Linked DNA regions of Homo sapiens: region 2 is linked to region 1. The links are chromatin loops, found by intact Hi-C in ENCODE. Cell type or tissue: B cell. All regions are shown on one strand. Each heading gives the region's core, and the rest is flanking DNA. Links, peaks and the distances in the headings are about the cores only. Region 1 overlaps UBE2E1 (ubiquitin conjugating enzyme E2 E1). Region 2 overlaps THRB (thyroid hormone receptor beta).

Region 1 (12,568 bases), core at 1,882-9,881:
GAGGCCTTTGACAGTTCTTGCTGCCCATTGTCTACTGTCACATCGTCTTGTGTAATCTTTACGGGCACTATCTGAAAATCTGGTTTGGGGTCTCTTCTCCTCCCCGAGCTTTGACTGCTGTATTCTGTCACGCGCAGTGTCTGGTGTATAGTAAGCATTCGTGTAAAATGTTCCTATTGGCACATACTTTTTTTGTTTTTGGCCCATACATTTAACAGACACTTAGCAGTCACCTTTTTAGTATTGTGAATAATGTGAACACAACAATTCCTGTTCTCATGGATACAGAACTCCCACAGCTCCAGCTGTCTTGTTTTGAAGTACTATGTTGCAAATCTCTCATACATCAAGTGTAGCCAAACTGAAATGCAGACTCATTGAAACCAGTCTGTATCCTAGATGCCAATTTCCCAAGTCCATCTTCCATTCATACCTGAGCTAATTTTTTTTTTTTTACAGTTAGCAAACTACAGAGCATCTGCATTTTTTTTTTTTTTTTTTTTTTTTGAGATGGAGTCTTGCACAGTCACCCAGGCTGGAGTGCAGTGGCGCCATCTCGGCTTACTGCACCCTCTCTGCCTCCCGGGTTCCAGCGATTCTCCTGCCGCAGCCTCCCAAGTACAGGCGCACACCACTACGCCTGGCTAATTTTTTTATTTTCAGTAGAGATGGGGTTTCACCGTGTTGGCCAGGGTGGTCTTGAACTCCTGACCTCAAGAGATCCACGAGCCTCGGCCTCCCAAAGTGCTGGGAATATAGGCATGAGCCAGCACGCCCGGCCGAGCATCTCCATTTTTAACAAAAATGCATTAAGGAGTAAGGTGAAATCCTAATATCCAGTCACACTTGAGAATCAGTTTAATGAAGCAGGTTTGTTAAGTGGAACAATTTTCCTTATGTCTCCATTTTGCCCAGGAACTGATGTTGGCAAAGTACTAGTATGATCTTTTCAATCCGTTTTCTTTCAGGTAGCAATTGTGGTATTAGGAAACAAAATCGACCTTTCTGAGCAGAGACAAGTGGACGCTGAAGTGGCACAGCAGTGGGCAAAAAGTGAGAAAGTAAGACTGTGGGAGGTGACTGTTACAGATCGGAAAACTCTGATTGAACCATTCACTTTATTAGCCAGTAAACTTTCTCAACCCCAGAGCAAATCAAGCTTTCCTTTGCCTGGGAGGAAAAACAAAGGGAACTCTAATTCTGAGAACTAAAAATCAGTAATTTCCACAATTGTATGTTGAATAGTGATTGCCTTTAAGTGTCTGTGAACATGGAGTAATATTACTATTTAAAATAGGCCATTTGTATCTACCTTTGGTCCTTAGGAAAATTCCTAAGGAAGTCAATTAATGCACTTTAGATGTTAAAAGTATTTGGGCTAAGGTTATTATTGCCTGATATGAAATAATATATTCTTATTCTCATTGTTTGAAACCTGTCTTTGAAATTAGCACCTTTGTTATTTATGTTGTACTTGTGAAAACAGTAAAATAGTTTGGATAGTTATGCAAATGCACCTATGTGTAACTTCCCCCCAACCCCAAGCTGTTTCGGAAGATATCATAATCATTCTGTGTAACATTATGCAAACTTCTAAGCCCAAACATGACTTTGTTTTTAAAAAGTTCATTAATCTAATGTCTAGGATTATAAAACATTTTTTTGTGTCTAAATTGGACCCAAAACATTGAACAGTTTGGGGTAGTAAGCTAAATTTCATCTTGTGGAGATTTTGCTAAACAGACTAAGACCCATGATTTAGCTTTGCTCAAATTAGAATGTTTAGCATGAGTTGAGGTACCAGGTAGTGTTAAGTAGGTTCATCACGCTCTAAGGCCGTTTTTTCCTTAGCCAGACCCCTGTTGATAGACCAGATACTTGAGGGCAAACTGTTTGCTCCTCCTCTTGAAAATGATTAGGCACTTAAGGACAGTAAAGCTGTATTTTCTGGAAGGAAGACTGTATCTTCTGGAATAGTTTTCTAGAAAACTAGTCATATACAATAAAAGTATCAAAAATATTGGGCTCTAATTTGATCTGACTTAGATGTCTGAGTTTGTGTTGTTTCTCTAAAGATTTTGGCAAGACTCAAGCAATGTGGCTGACTGTAACTTTATTAATTTAAAAGGTAGGAAGTAAGCTACTTAGTGGTTTCACCTGTGAAATAACTATTTTGACTGAAATGTAAAATAAGCTATTCAACAAAGAACATATTAAAACATCAAGTAATTTGTAACATCTTAAATGGAATACTTTTTTCATGAGCTCTAGTGAAGAACTACTACATATAAAAGACGATACTTACAAATCAGCTATTGCTGCTACAGTATAATTCTTCAAAATTTCTCATCATAAATTCATTTTTTGGTAAAAAAAAATTACCAGACACTAACTCACCCCCTTACCCTTTTCCCCCGGTTATTGAATATTAATCTAGCTTCCCACCCATGCATGTTACATAGATGGACAAATGCTTTCATAATGATTTTTAAATAAGTACCTTCCAGTTTGCTTTGTTTCCTACTAATGCAACTTAGTCTATATTAGTACAAACAGTTACCAATTCTTTTTAAATTCTGTAATGAATGTATGTGTATCCAGATAAGTTTCTCTGAAAGAGACATACAGAAACAGAACTGCTGGGTCAGGACATGTACTGCCAAAATGCCCCCTAAGGCAGGGTACCAATTTATCCATGACGGAACCCATTTCTCATGTACTTGCTACTACAGCATCTGCAAGTCAGAAAATGCTTTTAAAAAGATGCAGTAGGGTTCGTCTTTGAAGCCTAAATGGGGTAGATTATTTAACCTTTTCTAGGATACCTCATCTACAGCTGTGTAAAGTACAGATCCTAATATAGGTAACTAACTAATACCTACTAAATATGCATTATTTTTAGCTTGTTTTAGAAGCAGATACCTATCGATTTCAGAAGAATCTGCGAATGGCAACCAAAAGGCAAAAGAAAAGTAAATGAACACAGCAGTGTTTATTAGGTGGTTTTTAATATTGTTTATTAGCACAGTAACAAATGCAGACTTAAGTAGTCCACAACATAGAACCAATCCACTGAGCAACTCCTATTCCACGCCTTACAGTTAGTTAACAGCTTAAGGTATTTCACTACAGGTTTTCACAAGTCCTGATTCAGACCTTTTTTAAACAAAGTAGATTGGCATATAAAATAAAACGCACTACTCATCTCTTATATGGTGTTTTATAGCCACGTGTCCATTTTATATATATGAGATGACAATCTCTAAAAACTCTGTTAAATATCAATGTTCCCTTCCAAGAAGGGAAAACAAATTCCAATTTTGTTTTAAACAAAAAGTATGTAGTCTTAGAGGGACTTTACATAAATGGCCATATGTGTAACCTGTACCAAATTAAGCTGTTTTAAATTTACAGACTACAAGCAACTGAACCCAAATGTCTAAATGTACATTCTTTTCTGTACTACATTTCAGCTAATATTGCAGAACTAATGACAATTTTAAAAGTTGCTATTACCAATTCTGTCTACTGTAGCAAGATACCTTAAGTTACAACAAAATCTTAGGAAATAAGACTGAATAATATCTGTTATAGAAATACCCTACTCTTTACCAACTCCCACCCTCCCTGACCCCTTCAAAATCATAAGCAGCTCTCTTCTGTGACAGACAAATAATGTAAGAATTGTGAAACCCCAATTTATGTAGCGTATCTCTTGGTCCACTGTCTGGCCATTCTGTCATGTTCTGCTCTGTTGGTCATATACTGAGTGGCAATACTTCCCACCAAGGGGTCGGCTGGAAGAAAAGAATGTAGATTACTTTGGAGAAAGGAAAAGAACATTTTAAACTTTAGCGAATAGTGACAGCTTGGGTAGATACGTACGACAAAGTATGTGTGATCAAACCCATCTTCGAAACACCACTCCACCATGCTGGATATTTTTCCATCAAAATTTCAAAAAAACATAACGTTGGGGGAAGAGGGAATGCTTAGGCTTTAGTGTACTGGTCTGTCTTTATCTTAGTTCATTCCATTTTTCTCCCAACAAACAACACTCAATTGGAGTTTCTTTACTCTTATGTGTTAGGCTGAGTTCAGTAGAGACTGGAACGGTCAAGGCTTCAGACTGCAATGAACATCCAGCTGTGTTCATGTGACCCTTAGCTCAATGTCACCAGTTAACGGCATTGTGAATACTGTGAAGTCTTCGGGGCTGTTGCAGTGCAACACTATTAACCTTTACGCTGGTTAAAGAGCCAGGTTGCCAGGCAAAACCTGGACCTCCAATTAAGTATAGTATTTCTCTGAATCTTAGGATCTTTAATAAATTTATATTTGGTTTACCTAGAAAATATATTTGTCTGTGTGTGTGTATATATATACATATGTGTATATATATATATTTTTTGAGACAGGGTCTCGCTTTGCCACCCAGGCTGGAATGCAGTGCAGTGACATGCTCATGGCTCACTGCAGCTTTGACCTTCTGGGTTCAAACAATCCTGACACCTCAGCCACCCTAGTAGCTGTGACTACAGAAAAATATTTTTTAAATGAAATGAAGTCCCAAAAAAGTCACAATTCAATAGTCACTAAGTATTTAACAACTACCATTTTCAAAATTGAGTGCCATCTCAGTGACCAGCTATGGGACACATGCTCACTGAACCCCAGAGGCACAGGTGAGGCTTGCCAGGCAGATGACTCGACATTTAGAAGTGTCTGATTTGTTTTATAAGAACTCTATGGGAAATTAAGCAACAGGAAAAAAAAAGGAGGAAGAATAATTGAAACTAAAAGCCCAAGGCAAACTTACGTCAGTCTTCAGTTTAAAATACCTTGTTGCTAGAATATACTGATTAATGAAGTTGTGTGTCTCAACTAGTAGACTGAACTTGATTAAAACTTTCTTTTGAAAAGCCGATTAGTTTTTGTATTCACAAACTTGTGCAGAAAAATTAGTTTTGTCCTTTGAAAGCTTTTGGAAACAAGTATTTTTCAGGTAAGGAAGAATAAAACAAGGTAAAGAATTATGAACCTTACCAGGATTACAGTCTGTAAGAAGTGAGCAGATAGAAAGGAGGACTTTAGAAATGGTTAGTGCTGGACTCCAATTATCTTTCAATATGTCCAAGCAAATAACACCTTGACTGTTAATATTACAATGATAGATTCTTGTCCGAAATGTAACCTAAAAAAAACAAGTGACAGACAATATTTAAACAGCAAACAAACTTGTTACTAAATATTCAACTGAATGACCCTTAAGAAGGTGACTAAAAGCAGTTTTAATTAAAGCTGTCAAGAAGATAGACAATAAATTTGATTAGAAAGTGTTCATTGATACCATCTCAGGGACTGTGTCAATTTCATTTAAAATGTTATGTCCACTGACGGTAAGTTCAGTACTTCCTAATTTCATCTTTAGCAATTTTAAATCTTTTAAATATTAACATTTCCAAGTTTGAATAGCTAATTGTTTGCTGACCTCTTGTGTTAGCTGGTAGTACTACACTGCCTCAAAGTAAGCTTTAAAATACTGAGAATCATAAATACCTCTTAAAAACTGAAGTGCAACATAATGGGTACATAAAGATAATTAAACAACATACTTAGCAAACAATGACTACACCCAAAAGGCTGAACAAAATTTGAAGAGAAGTCTATTTCTGCTTTTTTCTGACCGTTACATCAGGTCCTATAGACATCCTGTCTACCTACATCACAGAATTTACTATTATATAATCGAGTGTCCATGGATGCAGAGCCAGTAATGGGCAAGGACCACAGCAGAACACAAGTCACATAAGCTGGTGTTATTTGGGTCTCTTAATTTTTATTTGTGAAATATACCAAAACACAAAGTAAAAATTACCTGTAATTTTACCAATTTTTTAAAAAAGTGACTTTCGATTACTTCTTGTTGCTGCAGTTGTACTTTTATCTGGCAGTCTACCTAATCCCCAAGACGGGGTTTTCTTTCTGACTGAATGAGAATCATAGATTGAGTACAGGAGATGGGTGACTTGGGCAATCCTCACCTGTCCTAGAAAGAAAACTGAGGCCTGGAGGTAAAGGAACAAGACCAAAACATGACAGGGAGCACAACAGAATCCAAAGCTTTGGGAAGAGATTCTGATTCTCTAGTTGTTTGGCCCCCTGACCTGCCCTGCCTTTTTTTGGGGTCTTGCTTTGTTGCCCAGACTGGACTCAAACTCTTGGGCTCAAACAATCCTCCCAAGTAGCTGGACTACAGGTGCACACCACTGCACCTGGCTTGACACCATTTTTAACCTCGAGAAAGGTTCAAAAACATTTCTCTATGGGCTGGAAAACAGGGGATTAATTCTAGGTTGCTGACAATATTACTATAAATAGCACAATTTTAAGCACCATCAAAACAAAGCACTTAATCCTAGAATGGTCTCTGCCAGATAAGGCAAAATCAACCTAAAGAAGTGTTTTGTATATGTTAAAATACTCAGATCTATTAGGACATAAGATAAATCTAGTTTCTGTGATTAAAAATTAAATTTAGAAAAACCTCAACAGTTGCTCTCTTGTGGGAATTAGTAAATTTGAGCATACAGGGAGATTTCTTACCTTTGGAGGCTTGAAGGGATATTCTGGTGTAAAAGTGATATCGAGAAAGAATACACCACCCTCATACACGGATCCTGGAGGCCCTAGAATGGTTGATCTCCATTCATAGATGTTATCGCCTTTGGGACCAGCACTGTGAATAATACGTCAACAAATAAGCAGATGGTGGCACTATCCCAATTTTTACAGTGTATTAAAAGAGATGGAAAGATTACCTCTCTCCTCTCTTTTGTTTACTGTGTGGATTCTCTTTACAAAACAAGTACAGAAACGGATGCAGAACTGCAACAAACCCATAGCCATTGGTCAAGCAAACTGGATGATAAAAGAATGTTAAAACCATTCTAAGCCTACCTAGCTACGAATAAGCAGGAAACTTTCCTCAATTCTCAAAACTCTCCTGGACACGTAGGAAAGTGTAAACAATACTTAAAATGGGAAACACATCTCAGCACCTAGAAGCGAAATTAGTGACAAATGCGAGCAGTTTTTGCTCACAGCTACATCACTTATGACCATTTTAAGCACAGAAGTTTCATTTTCTGACCCACTAACTGGCTCTTCCTTGCTCTTCTATCTCCATAATCTCACCTTTAAAAGAATCTAATAGATGGTTTATAATGTAAAAAGTATGTCCATGTTAGGTGGGAGGAGAATGGTAAGTATCCAGTTACAGGTTATTCAATTTTCATTTCAATGTGTATTCTATAATTGGGTTCTCTAAATACTAATACTTGAGACATTCCTCCAACCCTGTTAGCTGTTATCATAAATCACTGTTACATACACTTGGGTACACCATAATTTGGCCACAATACCATTCTAAAGCATTGTGTTGGCTTCTAGAGTGCCACCGCACCCAGCAAAACTACTCTTTTAAATAAATGTACGATGTGAATTGGATTTATTCACTCACTTACTGAATGCCCATGTACTAGGCAGAGGGTTAAATGTCAGGGGTTTTGATGCTGAACAAGACAAACTCCTTCAAGATGCCCTCTGCTAACTGGTTACAAAGTCTGATGCCTTCATTTAAGAGACAGAAGAGATGAAGAGGGAGGGAATAAAAAGCCTACCCATGGGCCTATACTTTCCCCAAACCCATCACAGGTTTTTCTTTTGGTCTGAAATTTGGTGTGAGAGATGCAACAGGTTAGGGGAATGAGCTTATTACAAAGGAAAAGCAGAGGAGAATACAAGTTGGGGAAGAAAACATGACATGGCAAAAAAGGAGGGAGAAAATATGGGCAACCGAATAGCGGGTAATGGGAAGAACAGGGCCCAAACTGGCCAAGAGGCAGAAAGAGCTCGGACACTGTCCACCTCACAGGAATGTTTTCAGAATTAAGTGAGAGAAAGAAGGAAACTGTAGAGCAACACACCCATGGGTATCTCTCATTAAACGGCAGTGATCACCATTATTATTAATTCTTTAATATCTCTTTGTGATGGGTATTACCAAAAACTATTAAAAACTTGTTTTATTTTTTATTTTTGAAACAGAGTCTTGATCTGCTACCCAGGCTGGAATGCAGTGAGTGGCATGATCTCGGGTCACTGTAGCCTTGACTTCTAGGCTCAAGTGATCCTCCCACCTTAGCCACCTGAGTAGCCGAGACTACAGGCATGCACCACCATACCTGGCTAATGTTTTCTATTTAATTTGTGTAGATGGGGGTCTCTCTATGTTGCCCAGGCTGGTCTTGAACTCCTGGGCTCAAGCAATCCTCCTACCTCAGCCTCCCAGAGTGCTGGGATTATAAGTGTAAGCCACCAAAAAGTTTGTTTTAGATACAGAGAGAGTTTTTTTGTTTGTTTTGTTTTTTTTGTTTGTTTTTTAAGGCGGAGTTTTGCTCTTGTTGCCCAGGCTGGAGTGCAATGGCACGATCTCGGCTCAATGCAACCTCCGCCTCCCGGGTTCAAGCGATTCTCTTGCCTCAGCCTCCTGAGTAACTGGGACTACAGGCATGCGCCATTATGCCTGGCTAATTTTGTATTTTTAGTATAGATGGGGTTTCACCATGTTGGTCAGGCTGGTCTTGAACTCCCGACCTCAGGTGATCCGCCCGCCTCGGCCTCCCAGAGTGCTGGGATTATAGGTGTGAGCCATCGCACCCGGCCAGAGATTTTTTAAACATTGTCTACACCATGAAGTCATACTTTGTGTTTAAAAAAGATGACTTCATAGTTTTACACGATATCTGATGGCAATTTTCACAAGGTGGAATGTAGGGAGAGCTCTTAATCAGCCCTCTCCCTCTGGAAACAGGCAGAAACTTCTCCAGTGAAATGATATTACCATTATTGCTTCATTTCCTGAGGTTAGAACCGGTTCTTGGTCATCATAAGTTTGCCTACCTGCCTACATGTTTGCATCCCCTCGAAACTTTTATGTTGAAATCCTAATCCTCAATGTGACGGTATTAGGAGGTGGAGCCTTTGAAGGTACTGGGTTAGGGGGTAGAAATCCTCATGAAAAGGATTAGTGTTCTTAAAGAGAACCTCAAAAGCTCTCTAACTTTTCTCTACCATATGAGGATACAGCAAGAAGACAGTTGTCTGGAAACCAAGAAACGCATCCTCACCAGACCTGAAGCTGCCAGCACCTTGATCTCATATTTCTAGCCTCCAGAACTGTGAGAAATAAACTTCTGTTGTTTATAAGCCATCCAATTCATGGTACTTTGTTATAGCAAACTGAAGAAAGTCTAGAGACACTGGCTGATACAGCTATGACACCTGGAGTGCAGTTAATGAAAAGTGGACTATATATGAAAATAACACTAATACAGGGGTTGCAGATAAAGGGGAATGCTCTTTTATCTAGTTTATGGTAAACACTTAAAGGCAAAAGGCTACTCTAAAATCTTTTTACAGATGAGGAACCAAGGCCAAGAGTTCATTCACAGAAGCCAGGCTCTCTAAAATCCAGTACTGACAATATTCCAAGCTGCCTCCTAGAGGCAGGAGTCGTACTGTTCATGTTCAACTTGGTAGTGCTAAGAAACCAACCTAGAAAAAAACAAAAGTGAGGGCAGTCTAGGCCCTAGAGGTGACATGTTGGCATGGGCCCAATTCTGCTGGTCCTTTAGTATACAAAAAAAATAAAGGTTTACCAGTATGTCACTACATGCAGATTTATGGATTGTACAGAAAATTGGTGATTCCCAAATTTCACTGTGCATCAAAATAATCGATGGAACTTTAAAGACTAAAGATTTCTAGACCCCACCCCAGGCCCGATGATTGAGAATATCTAGAGGGGACCCAAGAATCCATATATTTAAGTGCCCCACCCACAACAATGACCTTTAAGCAGGTAGTTTGCATTTGGGAACCACTGCTACAGGTTACTAGTGGGACAACCAGTTAGGAGCATAAGTTTGAACATTTTACAGTTTGTCACCTGTGATAGCTTATCACCTGTGATATAACCAGAAATCCAATTAAGATTGCTATCTCTCTAATCTGTTTGCAATTTAGGTGTTAATTTTTTTGAAAGTTCAGAAAAAAGTAGACAAAACAGAAAAGAAATCAAGTACAACTACATAATGACAAAAAACGTATTACACTTGTATTAAACTTCAAAACTGGAGAATAAAGGTGCAATATAACATGAAAATAATTAAATGCTAAGTGAAATAATATCAAATGTAGTTGACCCTGAAGAAAATGCAGTAGTGAGGGATCCCTAACCTGTGGGCCCTCAGGAATTACTGTGAATGGTCTTGAGAATCCACTGGAAAAGACCAAGCATTGTTACCTGAATATCAAACTTTTTTTTTTTTTTTTTTTGAGATCTGTCACCCAGGTTGGAGTGCAGTGGCATGATCTCAGCTCACTGCAACCTCCCCCTCGTGGGTTCAAGCGATTCTCTTGCCTCAGCCTCTGGAGCAGCTGGGACTACAGGTGTGCGCCGCCATGCCCAGCTAATTTTTGTATTTTTAGTAGAGCTGGGGTTTCACCATATTGGCTAGACCGGTCTCAAACTCCTGACCTTGTGATCCGACTGCCTCAGCCTGCCAAAGTGCTGGGATTACAGGTGTGAGCCACCATGCTCAGCCCTGAATATCAAGTTTTAGATAGTCACTTAAAGCTGCTATTGGATGAATTCAGGTAGCTTTTTATCATGTGTACTTTCTTAATCAGAGAATAAAACAGAAAAATTCTGATGCAGGGGCGTACAATTTTATTTGTTTCCTAAGTTCTCATTGGAAAAGTTAGGATCTGCTGGTCTACAAAGTGGGCAGGCAGTCCCATCCCCAGGGGTGGAGGACAATATTAACAACTCTATAAGAAGGCCAGTGTCAGAAGAATAGGGAGTAAGACTCAGCTTTACTTGAGGCTGTTCAAGCATCCCACCTATTTCTCGATAAAATGACTGACCAGGTTTGCCCTCAGGTCACCTAAGTACACCCTTTAATAATCTCCTGTCTCCTCCAGAAGATACTTTTGGTTCCACAACAAGAAATACAACTTTAATTTTAAATACTGGTTGAAGTGTACCATAGAATGGTATGTAATTTAAATTATTAATCCAAATGATTAGAGTATGGAAAATCCTGAATTGGGAAAAGGAGGGTTGAAATTGATACTAAAGAAAAGATGGGGAGAGGTGACAGCATGCTGGCAGCCCTCGCTCGCTCTTGGTGCCTCCTCAGCCTTGGTGCCCACTCTGGCCGCGCTTGAGGAGCCCTTCAGCCCCCTGCTGCACTGTGGGAGCCCCTCTCTGTGCTGGCTGAGGCTGGAGCTGGCTCCCTCTGTTTGCAGGGAGGTGTGGAGGGAGAGGCGCGGGTGGGAACTGGGGCTGCGCGCAGTGCTCATGGAACAGCGAGAGTTCCGGGTGGGCGTGGACTTGGCAGCCCCGCACTCGGAGCAGCCGGCCGGCGCCACTGGCCCCAGGCAGTGAGGGGCTTAGCACCCCAGCCAGCAGCTGCAGAGGGTGCGCCTGGTCCCCCAGCAGTGCCAGCCTGCCAGCAACAGGCTCAAATTCTCGCCAGGCCTCAGCTGCCTCCCCGTGGGGCAGGGCTTGAGACGTGCAGCCTGCCAGGCCCGAGCCTCCCCTCCACCCCTGCAGTGGGCTCCCACGTGGCCTGAGCCTCCCCGATGGGGACCACCCCCTGCTCCGCGGCTCCCGGTCCCATCGCCTGCCCAAGGGTTGAGGAGTGTGGGCGCACAGTGCGGGACTGGCGGGCAGCTCCGCCCGCAGCCCCGGCACAGGATCCACTAGGCAAAGCCAACTGGGCTCCTGAGTTAAGTGGGGACTTGGAGAACTTTTACGTCTAGCTGGAGGATTGTAAATGTACCAATCAGCATTCTGTGTCTAGCTAAAGGTTTGTAAATGCACCAATCAGTGCTCTGTGTGGAGCTAATCTAGTGGGGACTTGGAGAACTTTTGTGTCTAGCTCAGAGATTGTAAACGCACCAATCAGCACCCTGTCAAAGCAGACCAATCAGCTCTCTGTAAAACCAATCAGCTCTCTGTAAAATGCACCAATCAGTAACATGTGGGTGGGGCCAGATAAAGGAATAAAAAGCAGGCTGCCAGAGCCAGCAGTGGCAACCTGCTCAGGCCCCCTTTGACACTGTGGAAGCTTTGTTCTTTCACTCCTTGCAATAAATCTTGCTGCTGCTCACTCTTTGGGTCCGCACTGCCTTTGTGAGCTGTAACACTCACCGCGAAGGTCTGCAGCTTCACTCCTGAGGCCAGCAAAACCACGAACCCACCAGAAGGAATAAACAACTCCGGACGGGAGGAACGAACAGCTCCAGACGTGCTGCCTTAAAAGCTGTAACACTCACCACGAAGGTCTGCAGCTTCACTCCTGAAGCCAGCGAGACCACGAACCCACCAGAAGGAAGAAACTCTGAACACGTCCGAACATCAGAAGGAACAAACTCCGGATACACCATCTTTAAGAACTGTTAACACTCACCGTGAGGGTCCGCGGCTTCATTCTTG
Region 2 (12,568 bases), core at 1-8,000, 300 kb before region 1:
CGCCACATCTCATCCAGACCACTTGGACTAGCTCAATATTCCATCTGGACCATGATGATGTGAACGACCAGAGTGTCTCAAGTGCCCAGACCTTCCAAACGGAGGAGAAGAAATGTAAAGGTAACCAGATTTTTATTAGCCCATTATCATGTGTTTCAACAAGAAAAAAAATATCCCTGTTGTAGCTGTGTACTTCATCTACATTTCTCTTCCAATGTATGGTGTCCCATGTTTTCTCCAACTGTTCTTTTACTAGGCGTCCTTTTCTTCAAATATTCTTTTAAACATAAATAAATAAGTGGAATCCAAAGAAAGGCAGCTTGTTTCGGTTTCACGTTGTGCTGGGACACTTGGGGTGAAGACATTTTTACTTCTCTAATTAGTAGAGGGGTTGTAAGTTTTGGCTTTAATTCCATTTTTGGGTCTGAGTAGAAACAGGCATCGCTGTATTTTTATGAAGTCTTGCTTTAAAGTGTGTCTGTGCATGTGTACATTTCTTTTCCCAAGTGTGCCAGTAGCTAATGGGATCTCAATGCCTACCTTTAACCTAGACAATTCATGCTCAAATGAGAGGTTTTAAGTTGTTGTCTTCTACTCATTAAATCCTTGTGTCATCATCCTGAAAGGAGAGATTATGGTGTTAGGAGGTTGTCAGCTCATAAGGCAAAAAAAACATTAAACTGGCCTAAGTTCCTGATTGCATTAGATTTAACTGTTCTTTACCTCAGGTCGCCTCCACCCTGACAGATGTCTTTGTGCTGATCGCTTTATTGTCTTAGGGCTCCCCAAAATCTTTGCTTCTTAAATCAATTTGTGTCTTTCAATGTCCAAGAGATCAATTTGCATCTTTAAATGTCTAAGTTCATTTAATTTCCCATTCTTTTTCAGTTTAGTGGTTTTTCTTTTTTAAAAGAAAAGGGGGGGTCTATTTAGTTTTTCTTTGAGGATTGTGACTCATGGTAAAGTTTTAAATTGTGTTTTGAAAATCTCACAATCATATACCAAAACATAATAAAGTTTGCAAAGACTCCCATTTACAAGGCATGAAGGACTTACACAGCTGCTCTACTTTGAACATATACACATGATTATATTTATCCTTCATATAAAAGAACTGGTCTTTTAGGTTTTCTGAAAATGCTTTGAAAGCTCCTGGGAATTACCAGTTTACCTGGGAAATTGAGTGTTTCAGTTGGAAATAGAGTTATTCAAAAGTAATAGTGAAATAGTGTTCTGAGCTCTGATTTGAGTGCAGTCAAAACTATACATGTCCCTTTGGAAAGGTTTGTATTTGGACTCTCTTTCTCTCATATATATATATATATATATATATATTTGAGGAGATCTGAGAAATTGAAAGGGCTATATAGAAAAAAAAGCAAAATAAAGTTTTTCAAAGGAGTCAGGATGTAGGACGTATGTGTGTGTGTGTGTGCACGTGTGTGCGTGCGCAAAATACATTTGTTTGCAATACAATTGAGATTTACTCTTAGCGTATGTGGCCAGATTGTATCTCAACATTGTATGGGCTGGCACTAAAACCATGTCAGTTTACGGTGAAACGCCAACAGAAAACTCTAGCATCCTTGTGATCTAATAATGTCATAAACCCAATTTGATTCACTCACAATTGATACCAATATTCATTCATTTATTCATTCATAGAGTCCATCTATGTCTCTATCAATCATTTAAAATAAATCTATGCATCTTAAAAGCAAAAGGAAACAGTCTCTGTTTGAATACAAGATGCTTAGTAGAGTGGTTAAGACCACAAATATTTGAGACTGATCTATTTGAGCTAGAATCCTAGCCTTTCTACTTTCTGTCCTTGAGCAAACTTATAAGATTGTTAATACAATTAAATAAGATGATGTATTTAAGCATTTAGCAAAGTACCTGACTTATAGTGCTCTCTGAATAGCAACTGTCATTATTATTGTGATCCTTATTATTAGGTATGCATTATTAAGTCATATAAATACTTTGAACTATGCTGTGAGCCTGGTAAGAAATGAAGCAAGAGGAGAATTTCAGATAGATGTGGGGTAGGACATGAGGCTTCAGGGACGTTAGAGTTGATAATTTATTTTGCATTCATTCAACTCTTTTTCACTGAAAGTCAGAGATGTAATGAGAAAATATAATTAAATTATTAAAGTCCTTCCTCAAGATCCTAATATTAACAGGAAAACAGCTAAAATAACTCTCCCATGTTTTCCAGAGTAACCACCAGGGTCCACCTTGACATAGGCATGAGGCAATGCCTTGGTTCAGCATAAAAATGCCACCAGGAAACCTGTGTCATCTTGGTCCAAGAAACTTATAAATACCATTCATTCAAAATGGGCACATGTGTTGAGTGAGGCAGCAGTGAGTCCAGGACAGCAACAAGATTATACAGTCTTTCCTTATAGAGTTGGTTCTCCATCTGCTCTGCTTGTCAGCTCTATATAGTTACTATGAAGAGAGTTATATTTTGATGTTCATCCATGTTGGGCATTTATTTCCTAGATGGCTGTGTATCCCACAAGAATGCTTGACATCTCAGTCTTGGGCTAGTAATCTATGCATTCACTCATCGGTGTTTATTGAGTGCCTACTGTATACAGGATATTGCCCTTGATGTCCAAGCATAAGAAAATGGCAGCAGGGCCAAAAGGACATCCAACTAGCCCTATTCCAAGGACCCCATGTAGAAATGATACGAACAAAATAGTCCTGAGGATACAAAAGTTAATTCTGCACAACAGGATCCAAAGAACAAATTGACTTCCTTGAAGCTGTGCAGTGAGCCCATCTGCCAGATCAGTCATCTAGCCAGGCTAGACCAGTGCACTTCTAAGCGTGGTTTGGGGACTGGCACTCTTCTGCAAAGTGGTTATTACCATTTCTATTGATGCAAATACAGAAACTGAGAGTAAGCTTTAGGAACTTTTATAGCAGTTTGACATTGCCACTGGCATCCAAATGCATGATCAGTGAATTCATTTCACTGAACAGGATATAGACAGTTAGTTGGGGATTGTCAAACTTGCCTGGTCAGTCACATGTGGTTTGAACTATGTAAAAGTCCTGTGCAGTAGAACCATGTATTGCTCCATAATGGACCAGATTTTTAAAATAGTCTTTCACTTCAAATAGTTGATAGTACTCTAAATATTGTTTCTTTAGGGTTTTGGGTAGCTATCTAAGGTTTTGTTTTTCATTTTGTTCTGAATACTGCTTTTTTTTTTTTTTTTTTTTTTTGAAATGGAGTCTTGCTCTGTTGCCCAGGATGGAGTGCAGTGGCGCAATCTCGGCTCACTGCAACCTCTACCTCCCAGGTTCAAGCAATTCTCCTGCCTCAGCCTCCTGAGTAGCTGGGATTACAAGCATGCACCACATGCCCAGCTAATTTTTGTATTTTTAGTAGAGACAGGATTTCGCCATGTTGGCCAGGCAGGTCTCAAACTCCTGAGCTCAGGTGATCCACCCACCTCAGCCTCCCAAAGTGGTGAGATTACAGGCATGAGCCACTGCACCCGGCCTTACTGCTTTTATTTTAACCTGCATATACCTATGCTTCTGTCTGCTGTAAGCATCCTAAGTGAATTAATTGGTAACACATTTAATTAGAATGAGAGCTATGGAAGAGCCCTTACATTCTGTTGCAGATCTCACAACAGATCTCTGTTGAATCTGCTGGAGTATCAGAGGCTATTTTAACCAGGAGCAAGTGACCCATTCCCTTCTGCAACTCACCCCACCCACCCACACCCGCTCTTTCCATGCCACACTTCCTTGGCACTTTAATCACAATTTGAACCAATTGCTCAGCCATAAGGACCACATCCTACTCCTTGTCCTCCTCCTCCCTTCCCAGTCTGAGACGATATATCCAGTGCTACTGAAAGTGTGGTAGTACCAATCAGTGGCACTAGGAGAACCTGGAGCTTGGTAGAAATAAGATTCTCAGGCCCCACCCAGACTAGTGAATCTCTAGAGAGGGGCCCAGCCTTCTATGTTCTTGCCAGCCCAGTGCAGATTCTTAATACCTGGGTATCATGACGAGCTTGAAAATACTCTTCAACTCGTTGCACAGGAAAGGGTCTGCCACCTGGTGGGCACTTAGGAAATGTGCATTTTTCTTCCCTTCCCTGACTGCACGTGGGGAGCCACTTGAGTCCCTCCATTCTTGGTTGGGCCTGTCTTTGGGCCTAGCTTATCTCAATTGCCAGCTGGAAGGTCTGCTTAGTCACTGCCTAATAACAGATCACCCTGGGACTTGAGCCCTTCTGAGAACCCCACACTGTTTGACTGGGGCCCTGATCCTCCCCTGAAGTCTTACAAGGCTTCACCCCTCTACCCTCTCATGCCCTACTGTACTTCTCTCTGGGAACCACAGGGTCTCCCCAGTCCCACAAGGATGGGCTCTAGACGGATGCATGGATCCCTGGAGCTGGACCTAACCAGCCCTGCTGAACCCAGGCAGTCAGGCCTTTACACTTTTATGTCAATCAGGGACCTCCCTGAAACAGTGAAACCCAAGGGGAGAAACAAGGCAGGGACTCACCCACCTCCCTGGTGGACTCAGAAAAAGGAGAGCAGCCATCAGTGATCTCACAGAAATGTCTCTGTGCTTAATATTTTTAAAACTGATTCTCAGATACCCAGGAAGGCAAGAGGGAATCAGTTAAAATAATTTTAAGAACAAGTTACTTCCTCTCATTATAAAAGCCTATATATGTTCATGGTAGAAAAAAAATTTCTACAAATTTTTAAAATTGCAAATAATGTTTTAAAATCAGTTGAAGTTCTATTCCCCAAGGGTAAGCACTGCACATTCTTATTACATTTCAGTCTTTTCTCTGTGCATGTGTATTTTTTATAAACCTGGGATCATACTAGGCATACCATTTTAACCAGCTTTTAATGCCTAGCAATATATCATGAACATTTTCCCATGTCATTAAATATTCTGAGTCCTGACTTTCATTGGCTATAGATTATTCTTCTTTATAGATGTATCATACTTTATTAAACCAGTCCTCAAGATTTAGACAAGTTAAAGTAATTTTTTAAACAATATCTTATGTCAGCAAAGGGGAAAACTATTAATTCATGCTCTTCATAAAGACAAAAAAAATGAATCAAATCAGTGATGACAATTTCAAATGATGTGCCATTCTCATTTACCAAAATAACAAAGTGTCTTAAAAGTTGGAGACATAAATGCAAGTCATTGTGTGCATTATAATCCTTCATGTTAGACATTCACATTTTCAGCAGATGATTGCTATCTTTGTCCTTAAGTAAAATACAAGGGCATCTCCAGGTGAATGAGTATTTTAAAAGGTGGAGGATTAAAAAGCTTGTGCCCTTCCGCCAGTACTACCATCTGCTCCATCCATCTCTGCTCTCTACTCTGCCCCACTCATCATACATCAGGATCTGCAGTCCCAACTGAGAGTGCCAGTGATTCTTATACCTCAAGGGCACTCTGGGAACCTTAGCAATCAACATGAGAACGATGGCTCTCTCCCCACTGTGGGCATATGTCAGATAGCTGTGTGATTTGATACTTCAAAGGCAGGGACGAGTACCCCATACGTATACTGGGGCAGACAGAAATAGAAAGCCAAGGGGGAGAAAAGCTACTCACGAGATTGGAGGGAAGAAAAAACAAAAAACTGGAAACAGCAATGTCAAAGGGAGGTAGATATCAGAAATTCAAGGCCCTGGTTCATCTAACTTCAGTTTTCGTTGAGATGCACACAGAGCAGAGGATGGACCACCCCACGCTTTCCAAGGCCAACTGAACAGTGTCTGTCACGCCAAAGGATGCAGACGTACCCAACCATACCTCTCATCATACTCTGTCCCAGGGAAATACTTACACAGGGCACAAGTCTGTTCAAACATGTTCTTTGCATCTTTGTTTTTTGTTACTGATAAACTGGAAGCGATCTAAATGTCTGTCCACTGGGGAATGTTCCAATAAATTGTGGTACATCCAAAGCATTCACCAGAAAAATTAAAAACAGGCTTTTTTAAAAGAAGTGATTTTAGGAATACTTATTGAAAGTAAGCATGCATTAAGAATAGTGTAATCCCATTTATAACGTTAAAAGTCTATATAATTGTGTGTTTACAAATGTGCACAGAAAAAAGTTCCCAGATATACATCAAACTTGTTTCAGTAGATACCTTAGAAAAGGGCGGAATAAGAAGGATTAACTCCATATGCAACCACATTCAAAAATCTTTACAAGAACGTATTAATAAATATTAATGAATGTATTAATGAATAATGATGTGCATAAATTTGTTTAATGTTATTATCATATGCTTTACAGTTAGGCTTCAGTTTATTTCTTGCTCTTTAAATCATCAGCTCAGGGAAAATTTTTTAACCTCTGTAACCCTCAGTCCATTTAGTTTTAAACAGAGGAATAATATCTAGCTTTCAGATTTGTTGTAAAGATGAAAGATATTTCAATGAAGGATTTAATTTAAAAAAAAAAAAAAAAAAGATGAAAGGCCAGGCGCCGTCGCTCACACCTGTAATCCCAACACTTTGGGAGGCCGAGGCAGGTGGATCACTTGAGGTCAGGAGTTTCAAGACCAGCCTGGCCAACATGATGAAACCCTGTCTCTACAAAAAATACAAAAAAAAATTAGCTGGGGATGGTGGCGTGTGCCTGTAATCCCAGCTACTCAGGAGGCCGAGGCAGGAGAAGCGCTTGGAACCCAGGAGGCAGAGGTTGCAGTGAGCCAAGATAGCGCCATTGCACTCCAGCCTGGGCGACAGAGTGAGACTCTGTCTCAAAAAAAAAAAAAAAAGAAAAGAAAAAAGAAAAAGAAGAAAAGAAAAAAGATGAAAGATAATATGTATAAAGCCCCCAACATAGTGCCTGACACTTAGGAGAGACTAAACAATGATAACTGTTCTTAGAATATAAACACACCTCTTAGCCTTGTGCCCACCTCCTCCAGTTTTTGCCACCCTTTCTGACCTTGAAATACATTGAACTATATAAAAATAAATGAAGGGACGCCAAACAAAACATCATGTGCACAGCTCTAGTAGAGGCATAAACAGTTGAAAAAAAAGTCCATAGCAACAACCAAAGTATTTTTTTTCTCAGACTCTTTTAAAATTTAAAACTTTAAATAAGAAATCAAGGGGAAAATGAAGTAGCTGAACTGGAATTCTAACTCAGGCAATCTGGCCCCAGGGTCAGAGCTCTCTACAGTTATAATCCCCTATGACTTTAAAGGGTAAGAACATTCCAGACCCAAAGGAAAGAATTTGAAACTGCAGAGGAAATACTGCTCTACTGTCAGGTAAAGATGCAGGGTGGTCAGACTTGCTGTGATGGGAGCAGTAGAGGTCAGCACGTATCTACTTATACAGTCCGAGGTCATATTCTGGTGCTGCCATTTACCAGCCATTGAAACTTGGGCAAGTCACTTTGTTTGAGCCTCAGTTTTCTCGTCTGTAAAATGTGGACCCTCTTTCACAGAATTGTGGAAAGAAACAAGCTCTTAAATGATCTCATGGGACACAGTGAGTGCTCAATAGATGGGAGTTATTTTTCTTACAATGAGCCAGAAAGACTATGAGAACCACATTGGACATTAGGAATGCAGAATGCCCACGTCAGAATAATCACTATATTGTGGCTGGCAGGATTGAAGTTTCTAAAGCCAGGAATATTACGGACGCAGGCAGAACAGATGTAATAGCCAAATCCCTTGACTCTTCCATCAGGTAGTTTTCAGACAAAATCAGATACAAGTGGATTGCTAATGTACCTAGCACTGAAGTTGGAAAGGTATTATTGGGAGGGTCAGCCTTACAAAGACATCGTAGGTGATCACTGGAATTCAGTCTTTCCCTTCCCCAGGACATCTCCTACAAGTTGCCCTGAATGCTTATAATTCTATCATTGCCCTTCCATTGTGGTCTTTCTTTTTTTTGTTTGTTTTTTTGTTTTGTTTTGTTTTTGAAACGGAGTCTCACTCTGTCGCCCAGGCTGGAGTGCAGTGGCGCAATCTCGGCTCACTGCAAGCTCCACCTCCCGGGTTCACGCCATTCTCCTGCCTCAGCCTCCCGAGTATCTGGGACTACAGGCGCCCGCCACCACGCCCGGCTAACTTTTTGTATTTTTAGTAGAGATGGGGTTTCACTGTGTTAGCCAGGATGGTCTCGATCTCCTGAACTCGTGATCCGCCCACCTTGGCCTCCCAAAGTGCTGGGATTACAGGCACGAGCCACCGCACCTGGCCCCACTGTGGTCTTTCAAAACGCAAACTTACTGGCTGAATATCTTATCAAGTCATTAGCTTCTCCAAATGGATGAATTGGATAAGATTCCTTTTACTCTTGGCAGGGTCCAATAAAGACAATGGAAAGAATGGGACTAGAAGGAGGCCATGAACAGGGTAAGGATAGCAAGGGATAAGAGAGAAGGAAAAGAATAATAATAAGGAGCAGGACTGCCAAGTAACAAGTAATACTGTGCAGCTTGTCAGGTTGTGAGCAGCACTCACTTCATTGTCAAGGCTCTAAAGACAAATGTCACCTATCTCACTGTTTGTCAAGGGCTGACCCTGAGCGTAGGTTTAAACTACAAAGAGTTTCCAGCCAAATCTAGACAAATGTGTGAATGACGTAATGATCATAGGCTATCAAGATATCCCCAAAGGCCTCACCTTACACAGCTGGCCTGCTGCATCGTATCTTAGGGATTTTGCCCAGCACTTAGTAAACACATAGGAGAATGTTTAGAACAGATGACCATTGGTTCTTGGCTTTGACGCTTACCAGCTATTTAACCTTGGCTAAATCAATAATTCTCTCCAACAAAGAATGTAGTCAGAGATTAACTGACCACAAAGAAATCAAATAGATGAATCTACACTCCATTTTTAAAGTGGCCCTCCAATATGATAATCATATTTTCCCTTGTGGGGAAGACAAGGAAAAATATATTAAATCATTACCAGCCCCCTAAAACAAGCTATGATCATCATGAAAACATAAGACCAGTTCCAGGATAAGTTGGGAAATCAGTTGCCTTAAACCATCTCTTTCAGTGTCCTTACTTCCCTTGAGGATATCTTTTTCCCAGGAAAATAGGAGTCTTCAGGCTATCCAAACCCATTTTCAGTCTCTACGAAGTCTAGGCTTCTTCCCTCTTCACATTCTGAAAACATTCTCATTTTCCATAAAAAAAACTTATTCCCCTGAAGGTGTTGGTGACCAGTACTGACTTACATCCTTACCTCTCCAGGGCAGGGAGGCTTTGAGTTTTGAGTACTCCTGGAGATGCAGCGACCTCATGCCAAAGGTAGCCTCTGATAGTGGCATTGCAGTCTAGGAAGCACATACATGGGGGAACCGTATCACCTGTGCTTACAACCTGCCCTGGCATAGGGCTGGTTTATCTCTCCAGTTATTCTATTCTGTGGCTAATTCTGTGAGTTGTATTTACAGATTGGTCTTTCAGGTCTTGGCCAGTTCAGCCTTCTTGATTGAACTGGAATAAATATGAGCCTCTATCCACACTGCCCGGGTCCCAGAAATTCAGAAACAGCTGAGCTTTTCAAGTAAGATTAGAGTCAGAAATTCTCCAAGGTCCAGAGCTATTCTCCATGGCACTGACCTGACATAGGATTATTATATATTGTGAACCTCTGTCCCCATGACATTTGTCAGTATGGGCTTATATAAGGGACTTGACTTTATTCAACTTTACTGCCTTTTAAAATACAGAGCTGTGCTGCATATGTGACTGTTTAACTCAATTGTCTATATGATAAAGACACTTGGCATTTGAGTCAGAATATCATGTGTGGGTTGATGGTTTATTAGTCTAGACTGCAATATTCTATGACTTGCAGATTGTACCCCAACCACCCATAGTTGCCTCAGACATCTAGTACAGCTATAAAGGCCATACTATTTTAGTTAAGCCTCAGGACTAATGAAAAGATATGTATTCAGCTCTTTGTTTGCCTAGTTCTGGAAATAACTTCTTATAATAAGACTAAGATATAAAACTAAAGGTCAAAACTAAAGGTCAAAACTGTGTAAGTAAAAGAAGCTACTGCCCTTTAAGGGAAAAATAATACATGTTAATTTTTGCAGCAATTTCAATTGAATGGGTTTCCAGGGAAACAGGTATCTGCAATGGGTTCATCCCACTTAATATTTAAGACAAAACATAGGGAATTTCTTTCTTGTTACCTTTTCCTTGTTATCTTACACACGACATGCTCATTCTTAAATTTCCTTTGAAGCGATCATTCTATGCTTGAGTCTTATTTGTTCTCCCAAAAAAAGAAATGAATGCCCGTTCTATGATTTTTTTAAGACTTTTTGATATCAGGAATATAAGCCTGGTGATCACTACTAAAAAATAAAATTATGCAAATCAATCTGACCCCCTTTTTTAATGAATCAAAAGCTATTTGTTATTACTTGTTTTATTGAAAATCTGCTTACTTTCTGAGTTGGATTCTGTTTCTAAGAGTTGAAGTGGAAAAATAAAATTGGTGGCAAAGGACCACTAAGTCTTCAAGGTTGAGTAAATTGTACGTTTTCTTGGAAGAGCTCCTCAGGCAGACCTATAAATTCCTTTTTATATTTTGTTCTAAATTAATCTCAGGTTTACCAAAAAGTTGTAATAGTGCAAATAATTCCCATACCCCTCACCTGGATTCACCAATTGTTAACATTTTACCATATTTCTTTTCTCATTCTCTGTATGTGTTTGTTTGCATATATACATATTATTATTATGTCATTTGCAAACCATATGAGAGTAAGTTATAAACATCATGCCCTTTTAACTCTAAATACCTGCTAAAACTAAGGAAATTATCTTAGGACACCATAGCACAATTATCAGAATTGGGAAGTTTAACGTTGATGCCTACTATTTTCTAATCTACAGACTTTATTTACATTTTACAAATTATCCTTCCTGCCACCCCCTTGGAGGGGGAGTTGAGGTGAGGACCAGAGCTGGAGAGAGGACTTGTCTCTAAGGGGTTTTCACAGGCTTCATTCCTCTAGATAGGGCTGGGAGAGGCCACCACCAATTGTCCTCTATACCAATCTTATTTTCCGGTCTGGGATCCAGGCCAGGATCATTCATTTTATTTATTTATTTTTTATCTCTTTAGTCTGCTTCTTCCTCCCACCACCTGTGCAGCTTTATTAGAGTATAATGGACAAATAAAAATTGTATGTATTTATCATGTACATGTTATGTTTTGCCACATTATACAGCTTTAAATTATTAAATCAAGCTAATTAACATATCTATCACCTATATCCTTATCATTTTTTGTGGTGAGAACATTTTAGCAATATCTAACTGAAATTATGTACCCTTTGACGAACATCTATCTGTTCTACCTACCCTCCCCGCTGCAGACCTTAGTTATCACCATTCTACTCTAGTCTGCTTCGATTTCAGCTTTTTCCATTCCACATATAGTGGAGATCATGGAGTGTTTTTCTTTCTGTGCCTGGCCTATTTCACTTAGCATAATGTCCTCCAGGTTCATGTTAGTCTGGAACCGTTTCACAGTTTTTCTTTGTCGTTCACACCATTGAAGAAATATTTCTTGACAAAATACAGGCTGATTATTATTTTGGAATGTCCCTTAATTTAAGTTTGATGGATGTTTCCTCATGATTTTTTTTAGACAAGGTCTCACTTTGTTGCCCAAGCTGGAGTGCAGTGGTGAGCTAATAGCTCACTGCAGCCCTGAACTCCTGGCCTAAAGTGATTTACCCACCTTGGCCTCCTTTGCTCTGGGTTACAGGCATGAGCCACCGCACCCAGCCTTTCCTCATGATTAGAATCAGATTATACATTTTGGACAGAGATACTAAAAAATTGTATGATACGGTGTTTGTTCCTATAAAATTTTGAATTTAATTATATGATGCAGAAATAGTTTTCAATCTTCCAAACCACTTATATCTTAGTGTGAGCAGGCCTAGATCTTTACTGGTGAGCTGGCTCATTATCTTACTGGGTTAGAAGAAAGTATATTTTCTAAAGTCCTCTAATAAGCAGCTATTCAATGCTCTAAAGGTGAATGTCAGAAGAAAAAGTTACTTGTTTCTCTGTCCCCTGTGACATTTTTAAGGTTGGACCCATAGGATGATACTTACCTAGGGAACACCTTTCTCCATAATAGGGGCAAAGAGCACATTGTCCACGGTCTGAAGACTTTTCTGAAGATTAAAAAAAAGACACAGCCACTTTATTCTCGTCTCATATTTTAACTAAACATTCTTTTCTTTCCACAATCCAATCATATTACATTACAAAACAACTAAGATCAGAGTATGTCTTGATAACCTTGATATTTATTGTGTAACTTTCTAGAACATTTTGACATTTGAAATAAAATGAAGAATTTCAATTTGCCATTTCTGGATTTGGATCTCAAGGGCACCAACATGAAGTAGATCCTATTTTTGCAAACTTTTACAAATCCTTTTTCTCTACTCATCCTTCAAGGCCCAATTCAGACATCGCTTCCTCTGTGCGCCCCC

What was found. A loop is a pair of places that touch in the nucleus more often than their neighbours do. Peaks named below come from ENCODE experiments on the same cell type or tissue, not always from the same donor. Only the 100,000 strongest peaks of a DNase experiment are listed, where the experiment ranks them.
Region 2: it touches region 1 in a loop (7-fold over the local background); 2 of 110 quality-filtered maps call a loop at or near these places.

Annotation. Positions count from the first base shown.
Region 1 is chr3:23,881,738-23,894,305 of GRCh38, reverse strand. UBE2E1 (ubiquitin conjugating enzyme E2 E1) reads right to left here. Exons shown (of 6, transcript NM_003341.5): 4 at 6,607-6,739; 5 at 5,047-5,194; 6 at 2,666-3,797. The coding sequence ends at 3,700. It overlaps NKIRAS1 (NFKB inhibitor interacting Ras like 1), which reads left to right. Exons shown (of 5, transcript NM_020345.4): 5 at 969-4,355. The coding sequence ends at 1,211. Among named protein-coding and RNA genes, the nearest start is that of NKIRAS1, 29 kb to the left of the region's middle. RefSeq lists an enhancer at 10,942-11,526. In B cell, for the core only: CTCF peaks have their summits at 5,287 and 5,491 (motif pointing left); a DNase peak (open chromatin) is centred at 5,495; H3K27ac peaks cover 1,236 bases.
Region 2 is chr3:24,177,626-24,190,193 of GRCh38, reverse strand. THRB (thyroid hormone receptor beta) reads left to right here. Exons shown (of 11, transcript NM_001354712.2): 5 at 1-120. It overlaps THRB-AS2 (THRB antisense RNA 2), which reads right to left. Exons shown (of 4, transcript NR_121667.1): 3 at 12,182-12,244; 4 at 238-619. Among named protein-coding and RNA genes, the nearest start is that of THRB-AS2, 33 kb to the right of the region's middle. In B cell, for the core only: CTCF peaks have their summits at 3,889 and 4,089 (motif pointing left); a DNase peak (open chromatin) is centred at 4,093.